Linked DNA regions of Mus musculus: region 1 is linked to region 2. The links are chromatin loops, found by intact Hi-C in ENCODE. Cell type or tissue: left cerebral cortex. All regions are shown on one strand.

Evidence for each region. Peaks named below come from ENCODE experiments on the same cell type or tissue, not always from the same donor. Only the 100,000 strongest peaks of a DNase experiment are listed, where the experiment ranks them.
Region 1: it touches region 2 in a loop (5-fold over the local background); 20 of 42 quality-filtered maps call a loop at or near these places.

Annotation. Positions count from the first base shown.
Region 1 is chr1:33,734,799-33,742,798 of GRCm38, forward strand. Rab23 (RAB23, member RAS oncogene family) reads left to right here. Exons shown (of 8, transcript NM_008999.4): 5 at 1-60; 6 at 2,002-2,084; 7 at 3,490-3,582; 8 at 4,455-7,766. The coding sequence ends at 4,594. Among named protein-coding and RNA genes, the nearest start is that of Rab23, 19 kb to the left of the region's middle. In left cerebral cortex, a CTCF peak has its summit at 4,752 (motif pointing left); a DNase peak (open chromatin) is centred at 4,741.
Region 2 is chr1:33,666,826-33,674,825 of GRCm38, forward strand. Prim2 (DNA primase, p58 subunit) reads right to left here and starts at 2,969. Exons shown (of 14, transcript NM_008922.2): 1 at 2,799-2,969; 2 at 2,033-2,195; 3 at 220-323. The coding sequence starts at 2,186. It overlaps 1700001G17Rik (RIKEN cDNA 1700001G17 gene), which reads left to right and starts at 2,999. Exons shown (of 1, transcript NR_033199.2): 1 at 2,999-3,887. In left cerebral cortex, CTCF peaks have their summits at 3,013, 3,703 and 5,844 (motif pointing right); DNase peaks (open chromatin) are centred at 2,990, 3,563 and 5,884; H3K4me3 peaks cover 1,606 bases; H3K27ac peaks cover 926 bases.

The DNA.
Region 1 (8,000 bases), 68 kb after region 2:
TATACCAACCGCACTGGTGCAAAACAAGATCGATCTGCTGGATGATTCATGCATCAAAAAGTAAGATGTCGCTCTTCTTGCCCGCCTGCCTGTCTCTCTTTCCTGTTCTCCATAGCCCTACTCCCCTAGCTTAAATCTGTATGAAAGCATTTCTCATCCTGACTTGTCCTGAAGGTCTTTCTGTGGCAGACTTTAAAATCTGCTGCCGCAGGGGACCGTAGGTGGACTGACATGCTTCTCCTACCCCATGTGCACAACTAGATTCCAGCCCCCTGGAGGCTGAGATAGGGCTACCCAGGTTCTGGGCCAGCCTGGGCTACATAGGAAGGGCCAATTTTTAAAAAATAAATTAAAAAAGGGGAAGGAAGGGAGCAAAGCTTCTCTGGGTGTTTTAATGTTTGTAGGAAGTGGATCTCTGTATGGATAGCATTGAGCAAGTTTTGAATTCTCAGAAGTGTTAGCTCAATTTAGAAAGTTAAGTGTGCAGGAGAGAGGGAGGGGGAGGATGTTATTTGAGGCAGGGTTTCTCATCAACATGGAGACCACTGCTAGCCTTAAAAAAAAAAAAACAAAAACAAAACCAACAAGGCTTGTGATTAGCAAGCCCCCATGACCCTCCTGGCTCCATACCCCGACAGCTGTGGCCTCTGAGGTGTGTATGAGACCGAAGCCCATTCCTTAGCTGGATGCTTGGAGCTGGCCTAGTGGTCTGCATGGCTGTGCGGCAAGCTGTCATCTTAACCATCGAGCCATCTCTGGATTCCCTTAAACGTTTGTGGACCTTAACCATCTAGCTTTTTATCTGTACATATTTATCCTTCCTTGTTAATAATAGTTGCTAGCTTTTAAACCCTTGTCTAACTTTTCTTTCTCTCACTCTTTCTTGCCTTGCCTGTTGAGAGTGTGTGTCTGGCTCTGTGGCCCAGGCTGGGCACAAGCTCACTCCCTATCCAAGTGAACTCAGAGCCTTCCAGCCTCAGCCTCATACATGCCGGGCCTATCTTCCTGTCTGCAAGCCCGGAGGAGGGTCTGCTCTGAGGTGGCTCACGCACTCAGCCTTCTTTAGGGCTATTTGATGTTTTCATATTCTTACAAAATGGCAGCCATTGCCTCGAGAGGAACCATAATGACTTCGATGACCTCTCTGATGTCTCCACAGGCCAGCCCTGGTGTCAGGGTTGAGAGAGATACCCAGGGAATGCAAATCAGGAGTCTAGGGGTCACAGGGAGTCACCTACAGTCCCGTAAATCTACAGTCCTCATGAAAATAAAAGTCTGTTCCCAGCGTGGCCACTAATGTGCTCACTTTGGCTTTTGGCAGGAAGAAGAAGATCAGTAACTTACAGTGCACTGATTCAAATGCTGTTAAAGATAAATAGCTTCTTAGCCTGAGTGTCTGGGTCCCAGAGTAACTGAGGATTACCTTGAAACTGTGACCCTTCTGTCTACCTGTGATGTCATTCGGGCACTCATACCAACTGAGCTGTGGCCCCAGGCCCAATTTAAGATATTCTCTAGAGAAAAGTAATGTATAATTGTTATGTGACTTGTAGATACACTGTTGACTTGTGCACAACTGTTGTAAATGATGGGTGGTTATCCACAGGACAGTGCAGAGGAAGGGCCTGCTCAGGTGCTGGCCACTCAGCTTCCTTTCCATTTCAGTTAAGGGGGAGCAACGTCACGCTTCCTCTGAAAACACATTGCACCCTCCACCCGCCACCCCTTCACCCTCCACCCGCCACCCGCCACCCCTCCACCCGCCACCCGTCACCCTCCACCCGCCATCCCTCCACCCGCCACCCCTCCACCCGCCACCCGCCACCCCTCCACCCTCTGCTCCCATTACCCTTCCACACTGCCATTACCTCTCCATTCCCCCTCCCCCTCCCATGACTCCACCCCAACTCTGCCCCTCCGGGGTCACTCAGACCCAGTGGAAGGTAACTTAGGAGAATTCTCAACAGCGCCTTCCCTGCTTTGCTTTTGGTTGCTGTGCAGTGAGGAAGCGGAGGGACTGGCCAAAAGGCTAAAGCTGAGGTTCTACCGGACGTCCGTGAAGGAGGACCTCAACGTGAGTGAAGGCAAGTACTGCAGCCCAAGTCTGCGTTGTTTCCAAAGTGCTAGTTCCATCGTGCGTAGAAATTGGATTGCAAAACAAGCTGAGGACAAGATTTTCTTCCTGCCACATCATATTAACTTTGAAGGTGTTGTGTTCAGGGCTCCCTAATGAGTGAGTGATGATCGTGGTTATTTACCACTTCCTCTCCTGAGATTGTAGCGGGCTCCTCTTTGCCAACCTGTGCTTCATAAGCTCTTAACCCTAAGCTGCGTCCAGCAAGGCACCAGCAGGGAGGTGTCCAACCCTGCAGTCCAGTGGGAGGAGAGAGGGAAGGGGCGCCCACCCGTGGTTCCCCACCTTCCCCATGCCGGTGCACACTGGCATAACTGACTGAAAGACATATATATAATCTACATATTCCTCATGCATAACTTCTAGAAGTTACCAAATTGTTTTATTATTGTTCCATAGTAGAAATTCCTCCAGGCAGTAACATCTCTTCACTGTTTTCTAGTTTAAGAAAGTAAAGTTAGCCAAAAGGTGGTGGCGCACGCCTTTGATCCCAGCACTTGGGAGGCAGAGGCAAGTGAATCTTGAGTTCGAGGCCAGCCTGGTCTACAGAGTGAGTTCCAGGACAGCCAGAGAAACCCTGTGAATAAGACAAAAACAGAGAAGGTGTGATTGACGACAGTGTTGAAGATTCCCTCAGTCCGGAATCTTCATGTTTAGATTGCAGCTGCATGGTCGTTAGGGTTATTCTGTGCACTTTCTTCATCTGAAGAAAGCGAACGTGTCTTTCAAGACTGAACTACTGAAGCAGGGAAGCAGGGTGTGCTGGGTGCATGCCCATAGTCCTAGCACTTAGGAAGTACAGGCGGCAGTTCAGGCCAGCTTGGGCCTTGTCTCCAAAGCAAGAGGCTGGGTCAGGGTAGTGTGGCCATGTGTTCAGCATAATTCTGCTTCACAGACAGCAGAGGCGGGGGGGTGGGGGGTGGGGGTGGGGTGGCCTGTACAGTGCACTCGATGTTCCTCCACTGGGCACTCCACTGCACTGCACTTCTCAGGGACTGCTCAAATAATTTCTTCCTTTTTTTTTGTTTTTTAATATTTACTTATTATATGTATGTATACTGCATCTGTCTTCAGACACACCAGAAGAGGGCGTCAGGCATCAGATCTCATTATGGGTGGTTGTGAGCCACCATGTGGTTGCTGGGACTTGAACTCAGGACCTTCGTAAGAGCAGTCAGTGCTCTTAACCACTGAGCCATCTCTCCAGCACTCAAATAATTTCTAAAAGCTGAATTTTAACTAAATCGTATTCTTTTCATCTAATGTAATTTAAAATTAATTTAGAAAGTATAAATATTGCAATCTGAAAATAGACTTACTTGCATAGTCATACTGACTGTGTGTGTGTTTTCTAGTTTTTAAATATTTGGCTGAGAAACACCTACAAAAACTCAAACAACAAATAACCGAAGATCCAGAACAGACACACTCAAGTAGTAACAAGATTGGTAAGTGCGTGGTAAGAACCCAGCCTGTGCGTTGCATTGACCCGGCCCTCCATTTACTGTTGCTGCACCTATTGTGTAACCGGCTCATTTCTGTAAGAACTCTGGGTTAAGTCATGATTACTGAGCTCGGTGACTATCAGCTCTCTCTTTAAAAGGGGATTTGTTACTGATGTTGTTCGATGCTGTCTTGGCCTCAGAGGCTCGCTGGACACACTAGGCGGGCACAGTGAGGGTGCACTCCCACCTTTTGTACGCACTCCTTCCTCTCTTAGGAGCTGTGCGGTTAGAGCTGCCTTTGACCATCCTCTGGGTCTGTGGTCCCTCACGGGTACGTTTTGCTTAGGCATGCTGACAGCAAGATGAGACTAAGCTGCACAAGAGGACCTTGTCTCCAGAAACCAGAGCAAGATGATACACTGTTGTATGGCACCACTTGCCAGTATACTGCGCATCACCTGTTAGACCACAGCTTCCCACCGGCAATGACTGGCCTAGCGTCTGTTTCCTTGATGGTGCAAGGTTTTGTGTATCTTGATGCTCGGTAGTTCATGAGTTAGCAGTGCTATTGTGCACACAGTACATGTCAAGGTGCAGCTATGATAGCTTCCCCTCTCACCCACTGGTCTCTGGTGTCTGGGGTTTTAGCCTCAGGGTGCAGAGTTCCTGGAGATGGTTAGCAGCAGTCAGTATAGCAGCACTGCGTGATAGGATGCTGACCTTCCTGCTTAGGAGCGCTCTGTTCTAGTGCAGTAAGAAACAGAAACAGAAACAACAGAGGTACTGGCTTCTCTGTCCCACTTTACTATCAATGATAACACATGACAGGTGACGTGGAGGCGGATCAGTCACTGTGCTTTCCCTCATTTACACAGGTGTCTTTAATGCATCGGTCAGAAGTCACTTGGGCCAGAATTCAAGTTCCCTTAATGGTGGCGATGTCATCAACCTTAGACCTAACAAACAAAGGACCAAGAGAACCAGAAACCCTTTCAGCAGCTGTAGTGTACCCTAAACTGTTTCATGGAGGACAAAGCTGAATTGCACCGTGCAGTTAACGGCACTGTGTGCGGGCTGTCCTGCGTGTGTCGTGGGCCTCTCACCACGCTCTGAAAGCTGACATTGTAACGCTGCTCTGCTGTGCTCCTCAGAATGTAGATGGCGCCCTCTGCTGGAGAATTACTGCTCTGTGGACTCACTCTAGTTTTTTACCTTAGACGAGGCTTCTCCTGTTTTTGAACGGACACCAGTGGAAATGTCAAAAACAGGTTTTGCTGAATTTTAAATTCTGAAGACAAAAACAACATGACTAACTACATCGGTAACCATTTTACCCTGATGGACCATGAGGGATGGCAAGCATTGTTCTGACACTGGGCGTCGAGCTTTTCTGGAATGTTCAGTCTGAATGCTTAAAGAACATATGGAAGGGAAACCCGGACTATGTCAGACTGCCCTGGTGTGTGTGTTGTCAGAGGTACTCGTGCAATATCCGTGATGTGCGGACTGTGGGGGTGTGCATGCAGACTCCTGGCTCAGGCAGTAGGCCTGTGCCCTGGGAAAGGGGATGCAGATTCTAGTCAGTTCGCTCGCTCGTACAACCATTGCGTATGTTTCTGGTCTCACCTGAGGCGTCCGGACATACTTTACAGAAAGAACTTGGACCCAAGTGTGCCAAACACTACCGCTAATTTTTACACTACTTTCCTATTCAAATTTGTATTTATGACATCTTGTAGAGGCAGTTTCCTCTCCGACAGGTAGATGAAAGGAATGTAAATGTCTGACTGCTCGGGCCTGTCCCTCCTGGGATTCTCCCAGAGCCTTCTCCATAGCCACTGTAAGCAATGTGCCCGGTACACACAGCAGCCTGCAGCCACTCAGAAGGCCCTGTGGAGCGCGTGCACACCAGCTTCTGGCTGCTGACCTGAGACCAAACTCTGAACTTCCAAGCTGAAGGGGACCATCTTTGCAGAGTGATGGTCTTTGGTCCTGATCACAGATTTTCTGAAGCCCTGCAACTCTAAGGCATCCTTTTGTTTACACTCTTAGTATAGCATTTACCATTATTGCTTAAGTTTTTCTGTGGCCTTTGGTGTACGTGGACCTTATCAGGAACGATCGGTAAGAAGCGCCTGTAAAGACCCGGTATGGGAAAGAAGGGGAAACGTGTGAGCTGGGCACCAGCCTGCCTGCCAAAGAGATAATATCATGAGTTCTACTAAAAACTCATTATCCTTAATCAGTCATTTTACTTAGAAAATATCAATAACCCGTTTCCACAGTCCTGGTTTTCATGTACTTCAAAATATATAAAAGTGATATTTCTTGGAACGTGTGCTTTTCCTTTCTTTTTTTTTCTTTTTTTTACTAAAATATATAAATAGTTCCTATATTTCTCTTGTCTTTTTTTTCTTTAAAGTTTACCCTTGGCGTACCACCCATCCTGCCCAGCACAGGTTCCTGTTGCGAGCAGAGGTCGCTGAGCGCCCTCCCTCCATGGTGGTCCACATGCTTGCTTTTCCCATTGGCATCCCAAGCAGGCAGGATCATCTGTGTGGTCAGCTGTTAGCGCCCCTGGTGCAGGGTAAGGTGGGGGACTTGGATCCACACAGTGGTGCCTGCTGTGAGACGTGATTTTTTTCCTCTTCAAACACAGACTCCTCAGTTTTTACACAAAGTAAATTTGTTGGCAAATAAATTAGTTGACCCTTTTAATGGCATTGGCAGAAAATTCATTCCTTATAGAACATTGTAGCTTTATTTGTAGCCACTAAATGCATGGTAAAAAGGTGTGTGGTCTGTCTCTTTAAAACAGTGTCTGGTGATGGCTGCCGTTTCCTTAATATTTGTTAGCTTGTCTCCCCGTCCCCCTCCCTCTCCCTCTCCTGGAGCTGAGGACTGAACCCAGGTAAGTGCTCTACCACTGAGCTAAACCCCAGCCCCTTCCTTAATATTTGTAACAGAAGTTTATGTGTTTTGTTTTATCCATTTTTTATGGGAGCATTTGTTACACATTTGGTTTTTACTTTGCACCACTGTATTTTCTACCTAACTTAAAAAGGTCTAAAATCAGCCACAGGTAATATTAATTTATCAATATATTCAATTCTGAAACCCTCAAAGGTCACGTTATTGGTTTCTTCTGTGACTGTAACGTTTATGAACTCTGGGCCACCAGACCTTTGTGCTCTAAGTAACTTTTGCAGTGTCACCGGTTCTTAGTGGCGGGCACAGAGCTGTGAAGTCATTGCTATATCTAAGAGTTCCTCAGGTTTCTGCAGTCTCGGCCTAAGAAGGAGATAGTTTATAAAACAGCCCATATACATACAGCAGTTCAAATAAAAGCAGGTTGAACTGTTTCTTCTCCACTCAAGGTGACCATACACATGGAGATTTCAAATTCCAGCACTACCACAGGGAGCATGTGTGACCCCTCCACTGCCGAGTGAAGTGGGGCGGATGCTCCTGACTTGTCTTGGCAGAGCTGAGAACTCGGGTATGGCCCTCCTGTCTTTCTGAGGGTTTAGGATGGGGAGTTGGCCTTAGAACCCGATGCTGCCCCCTGAGGTGCTCTTGTAATCTGAGATGCTGCTTGCCTCTGGAGGATCCTGGTGGCTGTGGTGAGTGCCCTGGGAGCACCTCAGAGAGATGTGTGGGCTGCAGGGAGCCCACAAGGGCAGAGCTTTGGCTTCCATAGCCTTAGGTGAGCAGATGGCTTTAGTCACACTAACAGTTACGTCGAACGTGCTGTTGCTCCTAAGAGTTTCACGTATAAAGCTGAAAAATACATCATACAAATGAAGCTGTCTGCACACAGGTAAACAAAACCCCAGCAGGGTCTGAAATGCCCAGGTAGCCAGCGCCCAGATGGCAGACTGATTCGGCCAAAAGAGTCTTGGTTACTGCCACTTTTCTGTTGTCACTTGAAGTATCTATAGTAGGATGTTGATAAATGGTATTTTAAAAATAAAATCTTTGGGTCAAAGGAAAAACTTAACCCCTTCTATATTTTTGTTACTAATAAATAATGCTTTTGTAAATCCGAATAGAAAACTACTTGTATGTTTTCCTATTGAGTGGTACTTAACGCCTTTGGGGTTAATTTTAAAATGTACTACTTGATTAAAATTTCCACAAAGTTGAATTCCAATAACTCAAAAAAATAAAACATTTCAAAGCTAGAATGAATTGTGTGTGGTGTGTGTGATGTGAGCCAGCAGAGTGGGGTGGGATGCTCAAAGGAGCCAGGTGTGGGGCAGTGGGAGGCCATCCTTGGCTACAGAGTTCACCAGCATGAGAGCTTTCATTCATAAATTAGCAGATGGGACTCCCTCAAACATCAGAATATCCTAGAAACAAGTCCCACGGAGCTACTTTGAATATGAATACGCTCACCGTCTGGTCATCGGTTAGTGTCA
Region 2 (8,000 bases):
AACAGGCCAGGCGGAGAGCAGGCCTGAGGGTGGGAAACTGCTGTACTACAATCATCTAACTACATGTCAATCATCTAACTACATGTCAATCATCTAACTACATGTCAATCAGCTCAGCAGAATGTTTATCTTTATAAAAGCCTCTCCCCATAACTCAGCAATATAAACGCACACAGACTGAAGGGAGCGCTCTCCCGCCGCCGACTTCCCGTTACTTACTCTGTAGGAAAACTTGAGCTTTCGAATCTCGGCCTCCAATTTACTCTGGTATTGTTCGGTTCCTTTCACATAGCTCACACCGAGGTTCTCAATTGCTTTAAGCACTAGGGGGAAAAGATTAAAAGGAAGAAAAGTTTAAATCCAAGACAAAAGATAAATAAATCAAAGATAAAAACCTACAGAAAGCAATTCTCTAATTATTTTTTCTTAGAACATCTGACAGTATTAACAACTTTGTTTCCGCAGGTACATCACGTGAACTGTGCTTGGAAACTGATAAACTGCACCAATGTGCAGAAAATGCATGATATTCTAATCCCAGAGATGCTCAACAAGGGAAGGGAAGGGAAGGGAAGGGAACGGAAGGGAAGGGAAGGGAAGGGAAGGGAAAGGACAAATGGTGGATGATCTTTCCTGATGTACCAAGCCACCAAATGCTGAGAAGTGAAAAAGCCTGCCTGTCAGTGTGAAGACAAGGTTTGCAGTCTGGAGCTACCTTGACTGAGTACATCATAAGATAAAAAGGAGGAGGAAGAGGAGGAGGAGGAGGAGGCAGAGAGAGAGAGAGAGAGAGAGAGAGAGCCTTCCTTTCCTGATGACTACCCAGCAGTGAGAGGCACCGGGTCATCAGAAGGAGCCATCCTGAATAGAAGTCACGAATATTCAAAGGTTCCTAATGCCAGGTGCAAGCCTTCCTCACAGAAATCCCTTCAAGGAATGATGCTTCAACACCAGAAATGAATCTTCTGCACTGCCACCTAAGAACACGACCATGTTCCACATGCATCTCCACTTCCCATGCCTTCTTGCCGTACCGGCTCCCTCAGTCCTGACCTCCAACCACTCTTCATGACACCTACTTGGCATCTCTCAAGCCCTTCACTAGCACCACCACTGTTTAGGGGTCCTTGCGGTTCCATCTGACACGACGAAGCCAAGGGTTTCAACCACTAGGAAACATGTGACACTGCTAAGCCTCCTGTGCCCTTCCCCCCCTCTTGCCTTCACTACATTGGACAGTAATAAGTGCTTTCTCCTGCGTTGACAGCTCTTATCTTGCTGCTCTAAGAAAAATGAACAGTGTTTTCCCATCTCCTGATTACTCCAGCAAGAATATTCTGGAACATAAACTCTAAGAGGGCTTGTATTTGTCTCAGTTCATAGCTAGCTCCTTCATTTCTTCTCTCACACACAAAGGATAAGAGGCCTCCAGTTCAGTGGCTGCATCCTTCTCACACCTCGGTCCTGCGCATTATAATATGCCTTCAAATGTCCACACGTCTCCACTCTCCCTCAACTACTCACACCGGAAGCATAGCTCTCTTTCACAGCCGCAAGCCTTTGTAGAGACCATTATCACAGTTTGGAAAAGCCCTTCACTGCTTCTGCTGGGAAATCCCTACTGTCTGCTCATTTCTTCAGAAACCAGACCAAATTCCAACTTCTCTAGGAAACCTTCCTTAAGTAGACTAAGCTAGTTATTCTCACTTTTACACTCCAGGGGCATTAATATTTACTTCTATCAAAGCAGAAAGTAATCTGATGTATGATTTTAACTCTACACGTCTGTCTCCACATAGCAAATACAGTTTCAACATAGACCTTAATTGCATTACTCATTACAAAGTCCCTGCCACCTGGAAGCAGAGTACTCAATGTGCATACTACAGTGAAGAAGTGAATGACAAACCTTCAACAGCAAATCACCAACGGATGTTGAATGGGCTGCTGAACAAAGAGGAACTGCCTTTATTCATCGTGTGATAACTGCACTTCTCAAGGACACAAACATTGGACTTTAAATGCCACTTACATTTAACTCTGTCAAAAGCCAAGTTTTCAAACTCCGTCAACGATATGTTTTCAGTAGGCGGCTGCAGGTAAAACTGAAGGCTGTGAGGGTAACTAGCATTTCTCTGGTCACCCGCCAATCGCAGCTTCTTCCGGATCCTTCCTGAGAACTGCATCTTGACCACCTTTTGAAAGCAGTGAAATAAATTATATAAATATATATTTATATTATATATTATATAAATTATATATATATGTTATATAGTATATATTGCAATATATAGTGCTTAGGTGGCAACGCAATATATATGTTAAAATGACGGAAAAAGGCTGAGTCAATAGAGTAAATATTTATGGAAACACAAAATATTGGATGCACAGACTTTTTTAAAGGGATTATTCCTAGACCCTGCTGTGTTGTCTAGATTTTCTATACACATCTGTAATAACAGGGGCGAATGTGGGAAGGGCTCAAACTGGGGTATATGTAGACGGTGGCCCTTGTAAGCCAAAGAGTGATCACTAAGTGTTGCTGCCTGCCACCCTCAGGCATGTGCGAACCCAAGACAAGATGAGGTTTGAGGGGAGGGGGGTGTTAAATTCCTGAAATCAAGGTAAAGCAAAGTAGATTCTACCTAGATGAGAGGCTTACTTCTCGTACTTCTAACTCTGGAATCCAGCCTTTCCAGAATAGTCAAAAGTGCCTTAACTTCCCTTCCGGCCCCAGCGCCTTCCCGGGCCGCCCTCCCCGCCATCCCACCCGGAGCCTCCCTCCGACCCGACACCACCTGTCACTCGGTCCCACCAGGTCAGCTCACAAGCTTCCAACTCCACGGCTTCTCTCCGTCCCAAATAAAGCCGCAGTAGATTGTTTAACCAGCCAGCAGCCAGGCTGAAAGAAACACCCGCGCTGACAGCCGCTCTCTCCCAGTGGCGGGAGAGTTCATTTGGAACGGGAAGCGGAAGTGATGCGCAGAGGTCCCACCCCCTGGCGCCCCGCCCACCGCGGTGTGGCGCGGTAGCGACTGAAGGTAGTGCGCGTCTGGAGCGTTTTGCACGCCGACCGACTTTTTGATGCTGGTTTTGTTTTTTGTTTTGTTGACGGATGTGAGTTCTTTTGAGACCATGTCTCGCACCGAAGCCCAGGCTAACTTGGAATTGGTGGCGATCCTCCTGCCTCAACCTCCCACAAGTGCTGGGCTTAGGCTGAGCCGCAACACCCGCCCTAAGATATCTTGAATGCAAGTGATGGAGATTTTGTTGGGTTTTTTGTTTTTGTTTTCCAGAACCCCAGGTGCCCTCTCTGCGCGGAGACGCCTTTGGGCTTGGGGCTGCAGTGCAAACGGCAAACATTCCCGCGCTGCAGCCAGAGTCAGGGTAACTGAGGCTCCGGAAGCTTGCGGGCGCTTTACCGGGGGTGGCCTCCCCTCTGTCATTCCAGGAGGTGGGAAGGAGCCGCCGTGTCCGCTTTGCCCACGACACAAGGACTGTCCCTCCTCGTTGTTAGCAACGCTGCCTTCATCTTCCGGACGAGAAAAGAGCTGTAAGAATGACGTCGGTTTGCTCGTCCCCGCGCGATGCTCGCCAGGGAACACGCGAGCGAGCATAGACTTCGGGGAGCGGAGGAACCTGCAGGACTTAGCAAAAAGCGCTCCGGGACCACAGCGAGGCCAGCTAGGTGGCGTCCTAAGAGCCTGGACGGCCGCTGCGGTCTACAGTGTGTTCGAGGCGGCGTGTCCCCCTACAAAAGCCACCCACAAGCTCTGGGATGGGGCTGGGAGTGGTCGGGTTTAGAAATGCATAGTATATCCTAGTACTTTGAAGCCTCAAAGTACCCACCTAAGATAGACTAAATCGGCGGCTGTCCCTTGAAACGGAACCTGTTTATCTGTCAATTTTTATTCTCAAGCCACACAAAACAGACTCTAGTTAATTAGCCCCAATTTACACATAAAAGAACGGTGACTTCCAAAGGATTCCTGACAGGGGACTCCATTCTGCCAACCTCACTGGCCTGATTTCTTTCGTATGACAGTAGGGTACTCACTTCTCCTCTGTGGCCTATATACAATTATCATCACCAAATCCATAGACACTCCTAAAATATATTAACTGCCTTGTGTGTGTGTGTGGGGGGGGGGGGGGGCTGAAGCACAGAAGGAGAGATACCGTGATTAGAATGAGGACACCATGGAAATTTAAGTGAAATCACAAAGAATAAAAAGAAAACAAAACTAAATATCTGAATATATAAAAACATAAAGCTGGGCGTGGTGGCGCACGCCTATAATCCCACCACTTGAGAGGCTGAGGCAGGCGGATTTCTGTGTTCAAGACCAGCCTGGTCTACTGAGTGAGTTCCAGGACAGCTAGGGCTACACAGAGAAACCCTGTCTCGAAAAAAAACAAAAAAAAACAAACAAAACAAAAAAAAAAAAAAAAAAACATTAAATTGTGCAGCTAACAAAACAAAACAAAACAACAACAAAAAAAACATTAAATTGTGCAGCTAAAAAAGTCCCCAGAATTATTTTTCAGTCAGAAAGAGTATGAGTTTATTAGAGAAAATGTTAACAGGAACTGAACAATTAGCTCATAAAAGTATGAAAATGTTTATTACTACTGTCGGCAATGAAATTTTTTCCTTGCAAAATTGGCAAATATTTCACAATAAAAGAGCTCACTGTTGCCACATATGTCGTTCCCTTGAAGTCCCACCCTCATTCCTTATGATCCCCATATGGTGCCATTATTTTCTCCACACTCTGATTATAAAACAAGGTCTCACTATGTAAGCCAGGCTGGTCTGAAATGGCACGTGTAGATCTGGCTGACCTTGAACTGACAAAGAGCTGCTTCTGCCTCACCAGTGCTAGGATTTAAGGCACGTGCCACTGTGCCCGATTTATTTTTATGTTTATAACCCTCTACCACAGACTTTTCCAAACATGAACCACTAAAAAATATTGTCTTCTTTAAAAAAATGCACCTATGAGTCAGCCAATTTTGTAGTTTCAAATGATTTAAGGCTTGTTAAGAATTCCCTGGCTATTTGATTTTAAGCTTTTTTTTTTTTTTTGACAGCCACTTTGATTTCTCTTCATGTACCCCTTTATACTATTAGGGTCCAAGAATTGCTAAAGAGAGACCCTAGACTCAAATGGCATGCAAAGGTGCTTATTCTGCAGAAACTGCCAGCAAACAGCATGGCATGAATGGTCAACCATTCATCCAAATGTCAACGGCTTGAGGGGCTCATAAGCCCCCTTTGATGCAGGGCTAGGGGAATTTTCCAGAAGGGTAAGGTAACCTCTAATGTGATTGATAGGAGTCAAAGCAGTGCCATTAGGACAAGTCTGATTGGCTGCTATATTAGTTCTATTATATTTAGTGAAACCATGAAGAGTTTCAGAGACCAGCTTGGCTGCGGCCTTGTTATCTCCTCTGGCCAGGTGTCCCAGAAATGGAATCAGCTGGAGACTTATCCTCCCTAAGTCAGGGCTGTCACTGATCAACGGCCCATTGTCAGTGGCTTCCTTTGAGGAGCTTGGTTTGCTTCCCAGGGAAGTGAAAATTCTTATCCCCAAGGTGTTTGGACCTTTCAATACAATCTCTTAAACGCCTACCTTCAAAGTTAAAATATGACATAAGTAATGTCATTTTATGACTAATTCATAAAGAACTAGAAAAAATATGTTTAACCACACAAAAATCTTATTATGCCATGGAATAGCTGCCTTTACAACATACCAAAAATCTATTTTGTTTTTGTATATATATATTGGTAGGGGTGGTTTTGAGTATTTATGTGTTAAATGCATTGACAAACAGAGGCCAGAAGAGGGCATCAGATGCCCTGGGACGAGTTACAGGCTGCTGTAATTCACCAGGTGGGGGCTGGGATTGGAACCTGAGGGCTCTGGAAGAGCAGAGAGTGCTCAGGACTGCTTGAGCCATCTTTCCATCCCCCTAAAAACCTATATTTGATCTCAGAGAAGAAAATAGGCTGAGTCTATCAGCTATGCCAGCGTCGTAATTTCCTAGTATCAGGGTAGGTCACTGCACACTATATAAATTGTTTTCTGTATCCAGAGGCAATTGGAAGGTTGACATCCCTGTCCCAGCAATGATATGGACATCTCAGAGATGCTGTCAGTGAGCTCTCATACATCCATCTCATCAACAATGATGGATTAATATAATGGCCCCGGCAAAAAAGACTGAGCAAACTATGGACACTGATTTCATAAAGGGAAAAATATATATATACACAAGCACAATTTTACTTTCGCTAAACCATAAGCAGTCACAAGCAGGGACGACTGTGCCACTTCTGTAACCACAGCTCCCGGATTCCAAGAGCCTTTAATAATTATTTATGAAACGAGATTGATGAGTCCTGGAAAGATGCTGGGTTCGGCTTCACATTAAACAGATGGTTTGAATCAAATGTGACTCTAACCTAAGAAACTTCGAGCACTCATCTGAAAACTGTATACGCATTCCTTCTGGAATGACTCGGCTCCTCAGTTTATCCCAGAATAAAGCACAGAGCACCTTTTGCAGCATAATTTCCATGAATCATTGCTGAGCACCAAGCACGGAGCCGCTGCTGGACAATACCAGCTGCAGACCGTCTAACCCAGCTGGCATTCACCCGTAGTTGACGTCGTTGCCCCAGAACTATTGTGTGGTGCATTACACAGTTGAGGGTTTAGTCGCCATATTTGGTTAAGTCAGAGTGCATCCCTGTTCTTTTCCAGTTTGGGTTATGTTATCCTAAAGGGAGGATGTGCTAAGGATCTTTACCAAGAGAGCATCTGTGACCACAGCCCTTCCAGCCCTGCTCACATGGAGTCACAGGAAAAGAAGTCTTTCCAGCAGAGTGGCTGACCCATAAAAACTTGGCCACCTTCTGCTCCCTCCACCCTCCTGACTTCATTTCCTATTTCCGAGAGTTTGGCTATGGAAAAAGTCTAGAAACAACCATCCCGTTCTTTCTCCCTTGGCTTCCATCAGTGAAGGTCAAGAGAGCAGGAGAGGAAACATTCCCTTAAGAGGTACTACGGGGAGGAAGAAATGGCCTCCCAGATATAAGCACGGTTTCTTTTATTCTGGAAACATCAGAGAGCCCTACTAAGTGCCAGGCAGTGTTTTCTGACGGAAGAGCCACACACCTCTACCCTCTAGAACTTTATGGTCTAATGGGAAACGAAATAAACAAACTAACCTATGAATTAATATAAATAGCTGCCAAGCAATAAACAATTCAACCAGAGAAGGAGTATGCATAGTGTTTGGAGGAGCCTTAGAAATTCTAGATTGAGTGGCTGGGGAAGGCTGGATAAGCATGTGACTACGAAGCAACGACAGTAAGAAAAGTAAGGATTTTATCTTTGTACCTTTGAAGCGTGTACCAATGGGAAGATTGTTACAGTCTTACAACCCTGTGATATTGGAACAGGAATATTCAAGTTAACTGAGCAGAACAGAGAATCCAGAAGCAGTCCCACACCTATAAATAAGCCTACATGTGACAAATCCACTGCTCAAGTCAATGGAGCAAAGATGGACAGTTCCAAATGACACAAGGACAAATGACTGACTGTGGGAGAGCAGTTTTATTCTCTATCTCTCACTACCCACAGATACCAACTCCAGCTAGTGGAAGACCTACTCAAGAGAGACAAACTAGTAAAACTTTCAGAACAAATATAGACATGGTCTTTATACTGTTTCGCCCCCAAAGAAGTCCTTAAACAATGCATGATGTTTCAGGCACAGTTGGCAGGCACCTGTACTCTCTGCTATTTGGGAGACTAATGTAATGAGATGGCTTACACCTAAGGTCTGGAAGCCACTTGGAACAGCACAGCAAAACCACATTCAAAATGGGGGTGTGATGGTTTGTATGCTTGACCCAGGGCACTATTAGGAGTGGCACTATTAGGAGCTGTGGCCTTGTTGGAGTAGGTGTGTCACTGTGGGCG